2 separate regions of the Homo sapiens genome follow, and region 2 is linked to region 1. A link is a contact called in ENCODE Hi-C or POLR2A ChIA-PET data. All regions are on one chromosome and are shown on one strand. The core of a region is the stretch at or near the end of the contact, and the rest is flanking DNA. Distances in the headings are between cores, read along the strand shown.

Region 1 (6,618 bases), core at 1,389-3,888:
CTCGGCCTCCCAAAGTGCTGAGACTACAGGCGTGAGCCACCTCGCCTGGCCCTTTTTTTTTTTTTTTTTTTTTTTTTTGAGATGGAGTTTTGCTCTTGTTGCCCAGGCTGGAGTGCAATGGCGCGATCTCGGTTCACCGCAACCTCCGCCTCCTGGGTTCAAGTGATTCTCATGCCTCAGCCTCCTGAGTAGCTGGGATTACAGGCATGCGCCACCACGCCTGGCTAATTTTGTATTTTTAGTACAGACGGGGCTTCTCCATGTTGGTCACGCTGGTCTCGAACTCCTGACCTTGTGATCTGCCCGCCTTGGCCTCCCAAAGTGCTGGGATTACAGGCATGAGCCACCGCACCCGGCCACAATCTTGATCTTAACCTGAACACTCCTTTTCTACCAATCCCAAGTCTTTAGACAAGCTCAACCAATTGTCAACAAGAAAATGTTTAAACTCACCTATAGCCTGGAACACCGCTGCCCCTCCCCCCACCCCCCCCACCCCCAGCTTTGTGTTGTCCCGCCTTTCTGGACCAAACCAATGTATTTCTTAAATGTATTTGATTGATACCTCATGTCTCCCTAAAATGTATAAAACCAAGCTGTGCCCTGAGCCCCTTGGGTATATGTTCTCAGGACCTCCTGAGGGCCGCACCACAGGCCATGGTCACTCATATTTGGCTCAGAATAAATCTCTTCAAATATTTCGCAGAGTTGGACTCTTTTCGTTGACACTTGTATTGATCTATGTCTTTGCCTGCAACTTCTGTCTCCCTACAATGTATAAAACCAAGCTGTAGCCCAGCCACCTTTGGCACGTTTGCTGGAACTCTGGAGGCTGTATCATGAGCCGTGGTCAGTCATATTCGGCGTAGGACAAACCTCTTTAAATACTTTACAGAGTTAGCTTTTTTCATCCTGACCAACATGGTGAAACCCCGTCTCGACTGCAAATACAAAAACTAGCCGGGCGTGGTGGCGGGAGCCCGTAGTGCCAGCGGCTCGGGAGGCTGAGGCAGGAGAATCGCTTGAACCCGGGAGGCGGAGGTTGCCGTGAGCCAAAATCACGCCACTGCACTCCAGCCTGGGCGACAGAGTGAGACTCTGTCTCACAAAAAAAAAAAAAAAAACAAAAACAAAAGAAAAAAAGTCACCCCTCTGCTCACTGAGGTGAATGCATATATCTGGTTGCCTCCTTTGGAGAAGCAAGTCAGAAACTCAAAAGAATGCAACCTTTGTCTCTTATCTACCTGCGACCGGGAAGCGCCTCCCCACTTCGAGTCTTCCCTGCCTTGCTTTGCATTGTCCTGCCTTTCCAGACTGAACCAATGTTCATCTTACATATGTTGACTGATGTCTCCTGTGTCCCTAGAATGTATAAAACCAAACTGTGCTCCGACCACCTTGGGTACAGATCCTCAGGAGCTCCAGAGGCTGTCACAGGCACATCCTCAATCTTGGCAAAATAATCTAAATTAACCGAGACCTGTCTCAGATATTTGGGGTTCACAGGCTCAAGCACAGCAGCAAGGAACCCCCCACCCAACCATCCCCTGCAGGTGGCGAGTGTGCGTCCTGGAGGAGGGAGGGCAGCTTGGTCCTGGGCACTCAGGAGTGTGGCCGACTGGGAGACGGGGAAGCTGAGCCTTCTGGCCCGGTGCAGTTGCCACCACTGCTCCGGGGAAGGCTTGGCAGAGGAGGTTGGGAGGGAGGATCCAGGGTCTATTGTTGGCACGTGGGTGGAGGTCCACAGAGCAGGAGTTGCGTGTGTGTGTCCAGAGCTGGGGACCAAGCCAATGTCTTTGGGGGGAAGTCTGGGCTGAAGACATAAATGTGAGTCGTCAGCACACACAGGCATCTACAGCCAGAGACAAGACTGGGGCGGACCTTGAGCCCTAAACAGGACCACTCACCACAGACATTCTGGGATCAGGGAGGGCAGCCGAGGAGGCTGAGGGGAGTGTCCACCACAGGAGCCCACAGGCTCCCTGCATCCCGACACCAGTGTTAACAGCTGTTGCTGGTCCCTGGGGGTTCCCCTGCCGGCTCCTAACAGGCTGCACCCCCTGGCTTTCCCCCCATGTGGTTCTCTCCTTCTCTCTCGCGCCCTCCTCCGACAGCCGCCCTCCCTGTCCCCCTTGCAGGGATGCCTGCGCTCCTAGGGCCTGGCGCTGGTGCTCTGAGAGTGTTAGGGGCAGAGTTGAGTTCTGGGAATGAAGGGGCTGCAGTTTCAGCAGCTCTGGTTCTGAGGAGGGGGCTCCTGTACATCCCTGAATTATGAGGCCCATGGCCCTGAGGCGACACCTCCAACTCTTCTTGGCCTGGACGGAGGGGGCTCTGGCCAGTGGTCTGCCCACTGCCCACTTGGCCAGCAGCCTTTGATGGGGGTGGGGGGATGGGTGGGGGTCTCTGCCACTGCCCGGCCGTAGCCTTCCAAGCGGGGGGCTCCCAGATGGGATGTCTGTCAGGAGGGACCCTGCTGGGTGGTCCAAGGCAGCCTCGGACAGGGGCTCCCTGGGGTGGGGGCTAAGGGGCGGGCCGCACCCTCGGCCCGCAGGCTGTAATTTGTGTTATATATAGCGTTGAGGGGCTGGGCCGGGAGGGCGACAGGGCTATAAGTGAGCGGGTGCCCACCCTCCCAGCACCAGTCTGAGTGTGGAAGAGACGGCGCTGGAACCCATGGACACGGCGTATCCCCGCGAGGACACCCGGGCCCCCACGCCCAGCAAGGCCGGTGCCCACACAGCCCTCACACTGGGGGCCCCGCACCCCCCGCCTCGAGACCACTTGATCTGGTCGGTGTTCAGCACCCTCTACCTGAATCTGTGTTGCCTCGGCTTCCTGGCGCTGGCCTACTCCATCAAGGTGGGCAGGGGCCCTACCGAGGTTGCGGGGGAGGCTCCACTACTCCATCAAGGTGGGGGGAAGGGGGAGGGATGGGGAGCTCCGTGGGGGGTCCTTGCCGTGCTGGGGGCCGCGGGGGGCTCTGCTTGTCCGTGAGGGGCTCTGTGGGCACAGCTATCAGTATGGCCGGGAAAGAGCTCCTCACGAAGGCAAGGCCGGGGGGCCTCTTCTTAACGGGGTCTGGCCCATCCAAGAGCACAGAGGCCATTGGGAGGCACCCACAGAGGTCTCTGCAATCAAGAGGGGGTTCACATGCTGTGGGCTTCTGGAACAGAGGTCCCTTTGACTTCAGCTCCTGGCTGGCAGGGTGGGGGGTGTCTCAGCACCCTGGGGGACCCTCACCCATAGAGAGCTCTGATAGGCTGACACTGGCCTGGGATGGCCCCCGGGTCCATAGCTGGGGCCCCAAGGAGTATCTCCTCAGGCCACACCCCTCCATCCAGATTTTGGGTGCAGTAGGGGCCTTCCAGGTGCCCAGGGTGTGGGTGGGGAAGGGCCCCCAGGCCCCGAGGACACATAGAGATCTGGCCCTGTGGTCTGGTCTCTCTGCAGGCCCGAGATCAGAAGGTGGTTGGTGACCTGGAAGCGGCCCGGCGTTTTGGCTCCAAAGCCAAGTGCTACAACATCCTGGCCGCGATGTGGACGCTGGTGCCGCCACTGCTGCTCCTGGGGCTGGTGGTGACTGGTGCCCTGCACCTGGCCCGGCTGGCCAAGGACTCTGCCGCCTTCTTCAGCACCAAGTTTGATGACGCGGACTATGACTGACAGGCTGGGTCCTGATCTGGGGCACTAGCCCCAGGACACTGACCCCAGGCTGCTGCCCCTGGGGCCCAATACTGACTCCCCGGAGCCTGGCCCTCCTTCTGTGGGGCCTCCATCCCTGCCCCATCCTGATCCTGGGGCCCTCCAGCCCCAACATGGGCACCTAAGGCTGAACCAGTCAGACCCCGGGGTCTTCACCCTAACCCGAGAGTTCCCGGGCCCTAACTCTGCCCCCGATCCTGCCCCTCCCTCCTCACACTCCAGGCCCCTCGGTTCCACGATTAAAAGTGCCTGGTTCCAGAAAGTGCCTCCTGGCCTCTTTCCTGCCTAGCGTGGGGGAAGGAGCTGCCCTAGGGACCACCAAAGCCAAATGCCACAGGGCCAGCCCCCAGAGTCAGTGGCGGGAGCGCCCCCCGCAGCTCAGCAGCCCTGCTTGGCCCCAACTGTCCCCTTCTCTCAGCCACTGGGCGGCCTGTGGCTTACGGGGCGGAGGCCCAGAGTATTTTAGACTAAGTTTGAGAGCCCAGGCCTTTGATCTCTGCTGCTCTGTGGTTTAGCGGCCTGTGCTCCAGAACATCATGGGTGCGTCCCAACCCCACGTGTGTCCACCCCATCTCTCTGTGCGCATGTGTGTGCGTGCTCGAAGTCTGCGTGAGAGTCCGTGCCTGTGGGTGGGCTCCATCTGCGGTCTGGTGTACACCTCCTTCCTTTCTGGGTCATTCTGTCTGTCCCCATGACCCTGCGTGCCCCCTTAATTCTGAGAAATCCCAGTCCCCACGGTGGTTTCCCTCCCTCCTGGGCCAGTGAGGGTGGCTAGAAAGGCAGGGCGGGGACGATCCCATGGGTGGGGCTGGACACACACACAAACACATGTGGGAAGGATAGCAGCTTCCCTTTCTCTCTCACACACACACACACACACACACCCCAACCAAACTATATCCAGAAAGGCAGAAAATGGGCATGTGTGCAACATTCTCTGAGTCCCCTGGTGCTGGGTGCATGTTCTCATATTATTTTACCTGCGTTGTGTACCACAGCCTCCCCACACACCCACCACAGCCTGGTGATGGGAGAGGGCCAGGGACATGCACACTGCGAGGCTGCGGGGAGGCCCTGGGGCCTCGCTGAGGCCAGCCATTGCCGGGAGGTGGTGGTTAACAGCACAGTGGCCCAGGGTTCTGAGCACCCCACTCCGGGGCCCTTCCCTTCCCGGGGAATCGCCGTTGCCTGCCTGCTCTTCCTGGGCTGTGGGCAGGAATCTTTTGGTCTACTCGGAGCCCTGGGCAGCATCCCCTATCTGTGATATGCCTGCAGCCAACGGCTGGCGTGGCAGGGACTCTGAGGGCAGGCCCAGCCAGCCCTGGAGGCAGAGGTGTGTGGAGGCCATGCTGGGCGCTGGAGACAGACAGGACCAGTCCCACAGTGGACCAAGGACAAGGGCAGTGTGCCCACCTGTGCTTGCCTTGGGATAGAGACAGTGTGCCAGCCCTGAGCCTCAGGATTGGCCTGAGAAGGGATCAAACTGTGTCGGGTGCAGAGACTGGGAGGGGGTCAGCCCATGTGTGGCTGGATACGTGTCCCCAGAAAAGAGACGGTCTGCCAGTCCCCAGGCTTACTGAGGGGCAGGGACGACCTGGTCCATTCCCGGTGCTGTGGGTGAGCCACCTTGGGGGAACGGTCACCAGCACCTCCCTGCCTCAGGCTCAGGCTCCTGGGCAGGCGATGAACCCTGACCAGCCCTGCCGGCACACGTGCACTGACCATCACGACCCCCCCAAAAGGGTCACCTCAGGATGTGCAGAGGTGGCCCCACACGCGTGTGGCACGCACGTGCAGCAGGCTTCAGGCCATATCTCTCCTGCGGGCGCAAGGCTACCGACCACCCTGACTTGACACCTGTGCCCACATCACCCTGGCTCTGGGGCTGCAAAGATGAACTCCTGCTGGGGCAACCGTGGCCGGGAGAAGGGGCCCATGCTTCCCTCGGGGAACCTGCCTCTGCCTCTCGCTGCCCAGCGACAGCGTCGGATGGGACCCAGCTCTGCAGCTGAGGGAGCCTGTAGGGGCCGGGGGAGCCACGTGGAGGCGTCAGGCTGCATTCTGCGAGACTCCTGCCCGGCACTGGACTGCATGCCGGGCTGCCCCCTGACCCACAGCCCCTCTCCACTGTGGCCACGAGCCCCTGTGAGACTCCTGCCCGGCACTGGACTGCACGCCAGGCTGCCCCTGACCCACAGCCCCTCTCCACTGTGGTCATGAGCCCCTGCAAGACTCCTGCCCGGCACTGGACTGCACACTGGGCTGCCCTGACCCACGGCCCCTCTCCACTGTGGCCATGAGCCCCAGCAAGCAAGCTGCCATAAAACACGCAGTGTCCACAGGTCTCAGCCTTCTGCACCCTACACGGTTCCTGTCAGGGGAGCCGACCTCTGAGTGCTGGTCTCGGCCGCAGGTGTGCTGCAGCACATGCCTCCCCCACACGCTGCTTCTGGCAGCCGCTGAGGGTGGCAGAGACAGCAGACAGGCCTTGGGAGACCCAGGCATCCTGGCCCCCAGACCCTAGAGCTGCCTGAAAGATGTTTCCACAGGCGTCCTTGCCTCCTTCCCTCCCTCCCTGAGTCTCCGTCCAAACCTCTGCTGTCCTCCGAGGACAGGGTGCAGCGGCAACACCAGAGCAGGAGGGAGATGCAGATGCGAGGGGAGCCATGTTGCTGGGCGCGAGCCTTAAAGTTGCTGTGCTTCCCGACTCAAGTGAAAGGAGAAATGGGACCCGGGGCACGGCCCTCACTTCAGAAGGAAGCACAGCGGCTCCTCAGAGGAATAATGCTCTCCCCAGCACCAAAGCTTTAATTCCTCAGGCTGACAGCGGTGCAGGGGGCCTGGTCCTCATCAGGGTTTCAGCAGCAGATGCCATCACATCTTGTTCTTGGGAAACTGCTGACGACCGAACCCTGG
Region 2 (7,297 bases), core at 1,693-4,192, 170 kb before region 1:
TCCTTCCGATTACCCAGAGACTCCTCTCCTCCTCCTTCCGATTACCCAGAGACTCCCCTCCTCCTCCCTCTGATTACCCAGAGACTGCCCTCCTCCTCCTTCCAATTACCCAGAGACTCCCCTCCTCCTCCTTCCGATTACCCAGAGACTCCCCTCCTCCTCCCTCCGATTACCCAGAGACTCCCCTCCTCCTCCCTCTGATTACCCAGAGACTGCCCTCCTCCTCCTTCCGATTACCCAGAGACTCCCCTCCTCCTCCTTCCGATTACCCAGAGACTCCCCTCCTCCTCCCTCCGATTACCCAGAGACTCCCCTCTTTCTCCGATTACCCAGAGACTCCCCTCCTCCCTCCGATTACCCAGAGACTCCCCTCCTTCTCCAATTATTCAGAGACTCCCCTCCATCTCAGAGACTCCCCTCCTCCGATTACCCAGACTCCCCTCCTCCGATTACCCAGAGACTCCCCTCCTCCAATTACCCAGAGACTCCCCTCCTCCTCCCTCTGATTACCCAGAGACTCCCCTCCTTCTCTGATTATCCAGAGACTCCCCTCCCACAGCCATCATACACACCACAGTGACAGAGCTGCCAGTCAGCACCTCTGTGCAGCAAAACTTTATCGACTAGAGCAGCGTCTGTGCCATTCCTTTTGCCTCTGGCCTTATAGACACTGCTCATTTCCAAAGTTACTCAGCACCTTCCTCTGAACACCCTTCAGGAAGGTCACGGAATGCATCTGCAGTAGTTAAGATTCTTGTCAGTCGGCCTTCCCCGCCGGGACCCCCATCTCCTCAATGAATGTTTAAAATCTGCACACGGTCTGCTCGTGTTGTCCAGTTCTACAGGTTCGGACAAACGCAGTGTCATGTACCAACCAGGATGGTGCCACACAGAGTGGCCTCACTGCCATACGAATGCTGCATTCTACTATCCACTCTCCCCTTTCCCCGGGAAACAACTGATGTTTTCACTACCACATCATATTGCCTCTTCCAGAAGGTCATCGAGCTGAAATCACAGTGCGCGGCCTTCTCAACTGGCTCCTCTCACTTAGGAATGTGTATTTATAGAAACATGTATTTAAGGTTCCTCCCGGTCGCAGTGGCTTAATGCTCATTACTATCTTTTAGAGATGGGGTCTCACCCTGTTGCCCAGGCTGCAGTGCAGTGGCTCAATCACAGCTCGCTGCAACCTCTGCCTTCCGGGCTTGAGATCCCACTCAGCCTCTTGACAGGTGGGACCATGTGTGTGTGCTGTGACACTCGGCTAAGTTTTTTAGTTTGGTAGAGATGGGGTCTCAGTATGTTGCCCAGGCTGGTCTTGAACTCCTGGGCTCAAGCGATCCTCCTGCCTCAGCCTCCCAAACTGCTGGGATTATAAGCGTGAGCCACCATGCCTGGCCTGCATGCAGGTTTTTATGTGGACATAAGTTTTCAATTCAGTTGGATAAATATTCAGGAGCAAAACTGCTAGATTGCATGGTAAGAATCTATCTATCTATCTATATCTATATCTATATTTTTTGAGACAGAGTCTCGCACTGTTGCCCGGGCTGGAGTGCAATGTTGCGATCTCGGCTCACTGCAACCTCCGCCTCCTGGCCTCCCGAGTAGCTGGGATTATAGGTGCCTGCCACCATGCCAGGCTAATTTTTTGCATTTTTAGTAGAGACGGGGTTTCACTATGTTGGCTAGGCTTGTCTTGATCTCCTGACCTCGTGATCCACCTGCCTCAGCCTCCCAAAGTGCTGGGATGACAGGCGTGAACCACCACGTCCAGCCCAAGAATATATTTATATTTAGTTCTGTGAGAGTCTGTGAAACTGTCTTCTAAAGCGGCTTTAGCCTTTTGTATTCCCACCAGCAATGGGTGAGAGTTCCTGGAAGCGTTGGTACTGTCGGTTTTTAAGGTTTTAGCTGCTCCGTCGGGTATGCAGTGGCGTCTCCCTGTTTCCAGTTCCTGAAGGACAAATGATGCTGGGTATCCTCCCACCGCAATCTCCCGTCTGAATAACTTCCCTGGTGAACATCTGCTTAGACCTTTCACCCAGGTTTTGCTTTGTTTTGAGACAAAGTTTTGCCTTTGTCACCCAGGCTGGAGTGCAGTGGCCCCATCTCGGCTCACTGCAACCTCTGCCTCCTGGGTTCAAGTGATTCTCCTGCCTTAGCCTTCCGAGTGGGTGTCACCCAGGTTTGTGTTTGAAAGAGAGGGTCTTGCTCTGTTGCCTAGGCTGGAGTGCAGTGGTGTGATCTTGGCTCACTGCAGCCTTGACCTCCCGGGCTCAAGGGATCCTCCCACCTCAGACTCCTGAGTAGCTGGAACTGCAGGTGTGCACCACCACGCCTGGCTAATTTTTGTATTTTTTGTAGAGACGGGGTTTTGCCATGTGACACGGTTTCGCTGTGTCCCCACCCAAATCTCATCTTGAATTGTAATCCCCACGTGTGGAGGGAGGGAAGTGACTGGGTTATGGGGGCGGTTCCCCCATGCTGTTCTCATGTAGTGAGGGAGTCTCACGAGAGCTGATGGTTTTAGAAGCGGCAGTTTTGGCCGTGCGCGGTGGCTCACACCTGTAATCTCAGCACTTTGGGAGGCCGAGGTGGGCGGATCACTTGAGGCCAGGAGTTTCAGACCAACCTGGCCAACATGGTGAAACCTCGTCTCTATTAAAAAATACAAAAATTAGCCAGGCGAGGTGGCGCATGCCTGTAGTCCCAGCTACTCGGGAGGCTGAAGCAGGAGAATCGCTTGAACCCAGGAAGCGGAGGTTGCAGTGAGCCCCAAGATCATGCCACTGCACTCCAGCCTGGGCAACAGAGCAATACTCTGTCTCAAAAAAAAAAAAAAAAAAAAAAGAGTGGCAGTTTTTCCTGTGCCCGTTCTCAGTCTCTCCTGCCGCCTTTGTGAGGAAGGTGCCTGCTTCCCCTTTTGCCTTCCACAGTGATTGTACGTTTCCTGAGGCCTCCCCAGCAATTCGGAACTGTGAGTCGATGAACCTCTTTCTTTTGTAAATTACCCAGTCTTGGGTATTTCTTTATAGCAGTATGAAAACAGACTAATAGACCATGTTACACAGGCTGGTCTGGAATTCTTGGCCTCAAGCAATCCTTCTGCCTCAACCTCCCAAAGTGCTGGGATTACAAGTGTGAGCCACCCTGCCCAGCCTGTTTTTCTTCTTCTTGAGCTTTAAGAGTTCTTTGCATATTTTGAATACAAGTACTTTATCAGATAGGTGTTTTGTAAACATTTTCAACAGCTTGTGGCTCACCTTTTCGTTCCCTTAACAGTGTCTTTTACAAAGCAGAAATTTTAATTTTTTCAAGGTCTCACTCTGTCGCCTAGGCTGGAGTGCAGTGGTGCTACCATAGCTCACTGCAGCCTAGACCTCCTGGGTTCAAGCAATCCTCTCGCCTCGGTCTCCTGAGTACCTGGAACCACAGGCATGTACTACCACAATTAGCCAATTTATCTTTTCCTAATTTTTAGTAGAGATGGGGGGGGGGTGGTCCTCACTATGTTGCCCAGGCTGGTCTCAAACTTGTGACCTCAAGCAATCCTCCTAGATTGGCCTTCCAAAGTGCTAGGATTAAGGGCATGAACCACCACACCCAGCAGACAATTTTAATTGTAATGAAGTCCAATTGATCAAGTTTTTATTTTCATGGATTGTGCTACTGGTATTTTATTATCACCAAACCCAAGGTCACTATACTTTCTCCTGTGATTTCTCCAAGATGTTTTATAATTGTGGCTGAGCATGATAGCTCAGATGTTTTATAATTATGCCTGGGCATGATAGCTCACATCTGTAATCCCAGCAGTTTGGGAGGCCAAAGCAGGGGTTTGAGACCAGCCTGGGCAACACAGTGAGACTTTATCTCTACAAAAAATTTTAAAAAGTAGCTGGGTGTGGTGGTGCACACCGGTAGTCCTAGCTCCTTGGGAGGCTGAGGCAGGAGGATTGCTGGAGGCCAGGAGTTGGAGGCTACAGTGAGCTGTGACTGCGCCACTGCACTCCAGTGTGGGTGACAGAGCAAGACCCTGTCTCAAAAACAAAAAGAGAAGTTTTATAGCTTCTCATTTCACATTTAGGCTTATCTAGAATCCATTTAGAATTAGGTTTTGTGAGAAGTGTCAGGTCTGTGTCTAGATTTGCACGTGGATGTTCTGTTGCTCTAGCGCCAGTGTTGAAAAGGCCATCCCTTCGCCATGGACTTGCCTTTGTTCCTTTGTCAAGGATCGGCTGCCTGCAGTCGTGCGCGCCTGTTTCTGGGCTCGGTATTTCGGTGCATTTTTGACAGGAAGTCTTGAAATTGTGTAGTTTCTGTGTCCAACTTTGTTATTCTTCAGCACTGTGAGTATATTTATATGCATTATGTTTTATATGTATTACAAGTAAGGATATTTATATTTTAAGTGTATTACATTTATATATGTTACATGTATTTTATTGAGTAAAATGTGTGAAGAGGTTTAATTTACTAAGTTTAAAATGGGATAAAAATGTAATGGACTGGTGAGGAAAGCTGGACTCTCCCCCAGGGTCACCCCCATACAGGCAGATCAGTGAACGGTGCCGTGTCCACGCAACGGAAGCTCCCCAGTGAGCCCACCGGCAGGCACAGCAAGGATGCCGCGAAGCTGCCCTCCAGCGGGAGAGGCCAGGCCGGAGGAGCAACTGCGTTCACAGGAAGCCGGGGCCGGCAGCACAGACCCTGCTCTCACCCAGGCAGATGCACTGGCACTGCCCGAGCCGGGGTGAGGCACTCTGAGCGCAGGGGAGATGCCTCCGCACTGCCCGAGCCGGGGTGAGGCACTCTGAGCGCAGGGAACAGTGAACACTTTCGCACCCCCATGCAGTGGTGGGCACACGGGGCTCTGAGTCTGTTAAAACTCATCAGCCGTACGCGTGAATCAGACACAGATTATAGTAAATTATAGGTCAATAACGTTGACTCAAGAAAAGCAAAACGGGGCCGGGCGCAGTGGCTCACGCCTGTAATCCTAGCAATTTGGGAGGCTGAGGCGGGTGTACTGTCTGTGCTCAGGAGTTCAAAACCAGCCTGGGCAACATGGTGAAACCTGTCTCTACCAAAATATAAAAAAATTAGTGGGGCGTGGCGGTGCACGGCTATAGTCCCAGCTACCACAGAGGATGAGGCACAAGAACTGATTGAACCTGGGAGGTGAAGGTTGCAGTGGGCCATCACGCCACTGCACTCCAGCCTGGGCAACAGAGCACGACCCTGTCTCCAAAAAAAGAAAAAAAAAAGAAAAAGAAAATCATCCCCTAAGGTGGGGAACCTGTTAGATCCATAAAAAGAACAATGACAGCAAGCTGAATAAAGACACACTAGTTTTATAACTTTTTAACTTTAATAACATAAATATTAATTTTTAAAAATAAGGCTGGCCAGGCATGGTGGCTCATGCCTGTAATCCCAGCACTTTGGGAGGCTGAGGCGGGCGGATCACGAAGTCAGGAGATCGAGACCATCCTGGCTAACACGGTGAAACCCCGTCTCTACTAAAAATACAAAAAATTAACCGGGCATGGTGGCGGGCACCTGTAGTCCCAGCTACTCGGGAGGCTGAGGCAGGAGAATGGCGGGAACCCGGGAGGTGGAGCCTGCAGCGAACCAGGATTGTGCCACTGCACTCCAGCCTGGACAACAGAGCGAGAGTCTGTCTGAAAACAAAAAAATAAGGCTGGGAGCTGCAGTGGCTCAGGCTGTTTGTTCTGGCGCTTGGGGAGGCGAGGCTACACGTTCGAGGCCAACCTGGTCAACATTGACCAAAAAAAAAAAAAAAATTCCAACCTGGCTAACACGGTGAAACCCCGTCTCCACTAAAAATACAAAAACTGTCTGGGCATGGTGGTGGGCCCTGTATTCCCAGCTACTCGGGAGGCTGAGGCAGGAGAATGGCGTGAACCCGGGAGACGGAGCTTGCGGTGAGCCGAGATCACACCACTGCACTCCAGCCTGGGGTACAGAGCGAGACTCCATCTCAAAAAAAAATAAAATAAATAAAAAATAAAATTAAGCCTAATTTCTAGAAGGTATTTTCTTTTCTTTTCTTTTTTTTTTTTTGAGACGGAGTCTCGCTTTTTCGGCAGGTGGAGTGCAGTAGTGCGATCTCAGCTCACTGCAAGCTCTACCTCCTAGGTTCATGCGATTGTCCTGCCTCAGCCTCCCGAGTAGCTGGGACTACAGGCATGAGCCACCGCGCCCGGCTAATTTTTGTATTTTTAGTAGAGACAGGATTTCACCATGTTGGTTAGGTTGGTCTCGATCTCTTGACCTCGTGATCTGCCCGCCTCAGCCTCCCAAAGTGCTGGGATGACAGGCGTGAGCCACCGCGCCTGGCCTAGAAGGTATTTTCTATATAAGAAAATCTACCCTTGAGGACATCAGATAATTCTAGTATTAAAAGTAAACCAGCCCCCACAGCCTTCTGGACACCCTGTGTGGGGACACCCTGTGTGTGGGCACCCTGTGTGCGGACACCCTCTGTGTGGACACCCTGCGTAGGGGCAGGTAGGGTGGCTGCCCAGGAGCTGGGCTTCTGGTGTGCAGCAGTGCGGGTCCAGGCCATGAGAATGGACTCAGGACAGGTGCACCACGGCAATTTCACTGGAAGGAGCCACAGAGCCACGGTCAGTGCCAGGGTGACCTGGGGCAGCCGAGCCTTCCAGGAAGGAGCCCAGAGCAGGTTCTAGGTGCCAGCAGCAGAGAAGGACAGGTGGCTTCTTTTGTGCCCTCAAAGAGGGTGAGGGGGAAAGAGAATGTGAGTTGGGAGCGCGTTTAGTGTCCCCAGAACAGAACCTCAGAGAAGAGTGCCCAGGGCCCCGTGAATTCCCGTCTCCTGGCCCCTCTCAATGAACACACGCAGGGGCTCCCTGCTGGAGAGGACAGGATGGCAGAACCCAGCCTCTCACGTCGGGGGCCACTCAGGAGAGGCCAGTGCTGGGTGAAGTGGGGGACGTGCCCACCACTGCTGCCCCCTCAGGGGTCTAAGCTCCTGGCCCCTCTGGGTCTGGGTCACCTAGTGCTTCCCATAGGAACCAGGCCTGGGAGGGCAGGGCCTGGCTTGGGGTGGTGAGGCTTTGTGATGCGCCTGGTGGGGGCCTGGTGAATGCTTTCGGGGAGTGCTCCCAAGACACCCCCTGCACTCCTGCTCTTGACAATTCTTGCCATGTGGGACACTTGAGGTGAGACCCGGTCCTGCTTCCTAATCCACCTACCCTGCTGTGCCCGGCAGATGCCACAGACCCTCCTAGCCAGGTGCTGATGG

Evidence for each region. Hi-C counts contacts between places; a loop is a spot of excess contacts on that map. ChIA-PET counts read pairs that join two places held with the same protein, here RNA polymerase II (POLR2A). Pooled maps may share reads with other maps.
Region 2: POLR2A ChIA-PET joins it to region 1 with 17 read pairs in PC-9. The contact joins the enhancer-like site here to the promoter of IFITM5 in region 1. A Hi-C loop is called at or near these places in 14 of 168 maps with a recorded cell type or tissue (B cell, CD4-positive, alpha-beta T cell, CD4-positive, alpha-beta memory T cell and 8 more), 9 of 37 single-sample maps with no recorded cell type and 9 of 50 pooled maps. POLR2A ChIA-PET finds 5 or more read pairs at or near these places in 8 of 52 experiments (A549, CD4-positive, alpha-beta T cell, CD4-positive, alpha-beta memory T cell and 5 more).

Annotation. Positions count from the first base shown.
Region 1 is chr11:295,546-302,163 of GRCh38, reverse strand. IFITM5 (interferon induced transmembrane protein 5) reads left to right here and starts at 2,638. Exons shown (of 2, transcript NM_001025295.3): 1 at 2,638-2,859; 2 at 3,451-3,964. The coding sequence starts at 2,674. The coding sequence ends at 3,663. It overlaps PGGHG (protein-glucosylgalactosylhydroxylysine glucosidase), which reads right to left. Exons shown (of 14, transcript NM_025092.5): 14 at 6,057-6,618. RefSeq lists an enhancer at 3,308-3,467.
Region 2 is chr11:461,961-469,257 of GRCh38, reverse strand. The region is part of intron 2 of PTDSS2 (phosphatidylserine synthase 2); the gene reads right to left. Among named protein-coding and RNA genes, the nearest start is that of PTDSS2, 15 kb to the right of the region's middle. RefSeq lists an enhancer at 1,598-2,097. Within about 2 kb of position 2,942, at least 2 of the 41 ENCODE cell types and tissues checked have a DNase peak (open chromatin) inside an H3K27ac peak, as active enhancers do; they include PC-9, where a contact is called at or near this core.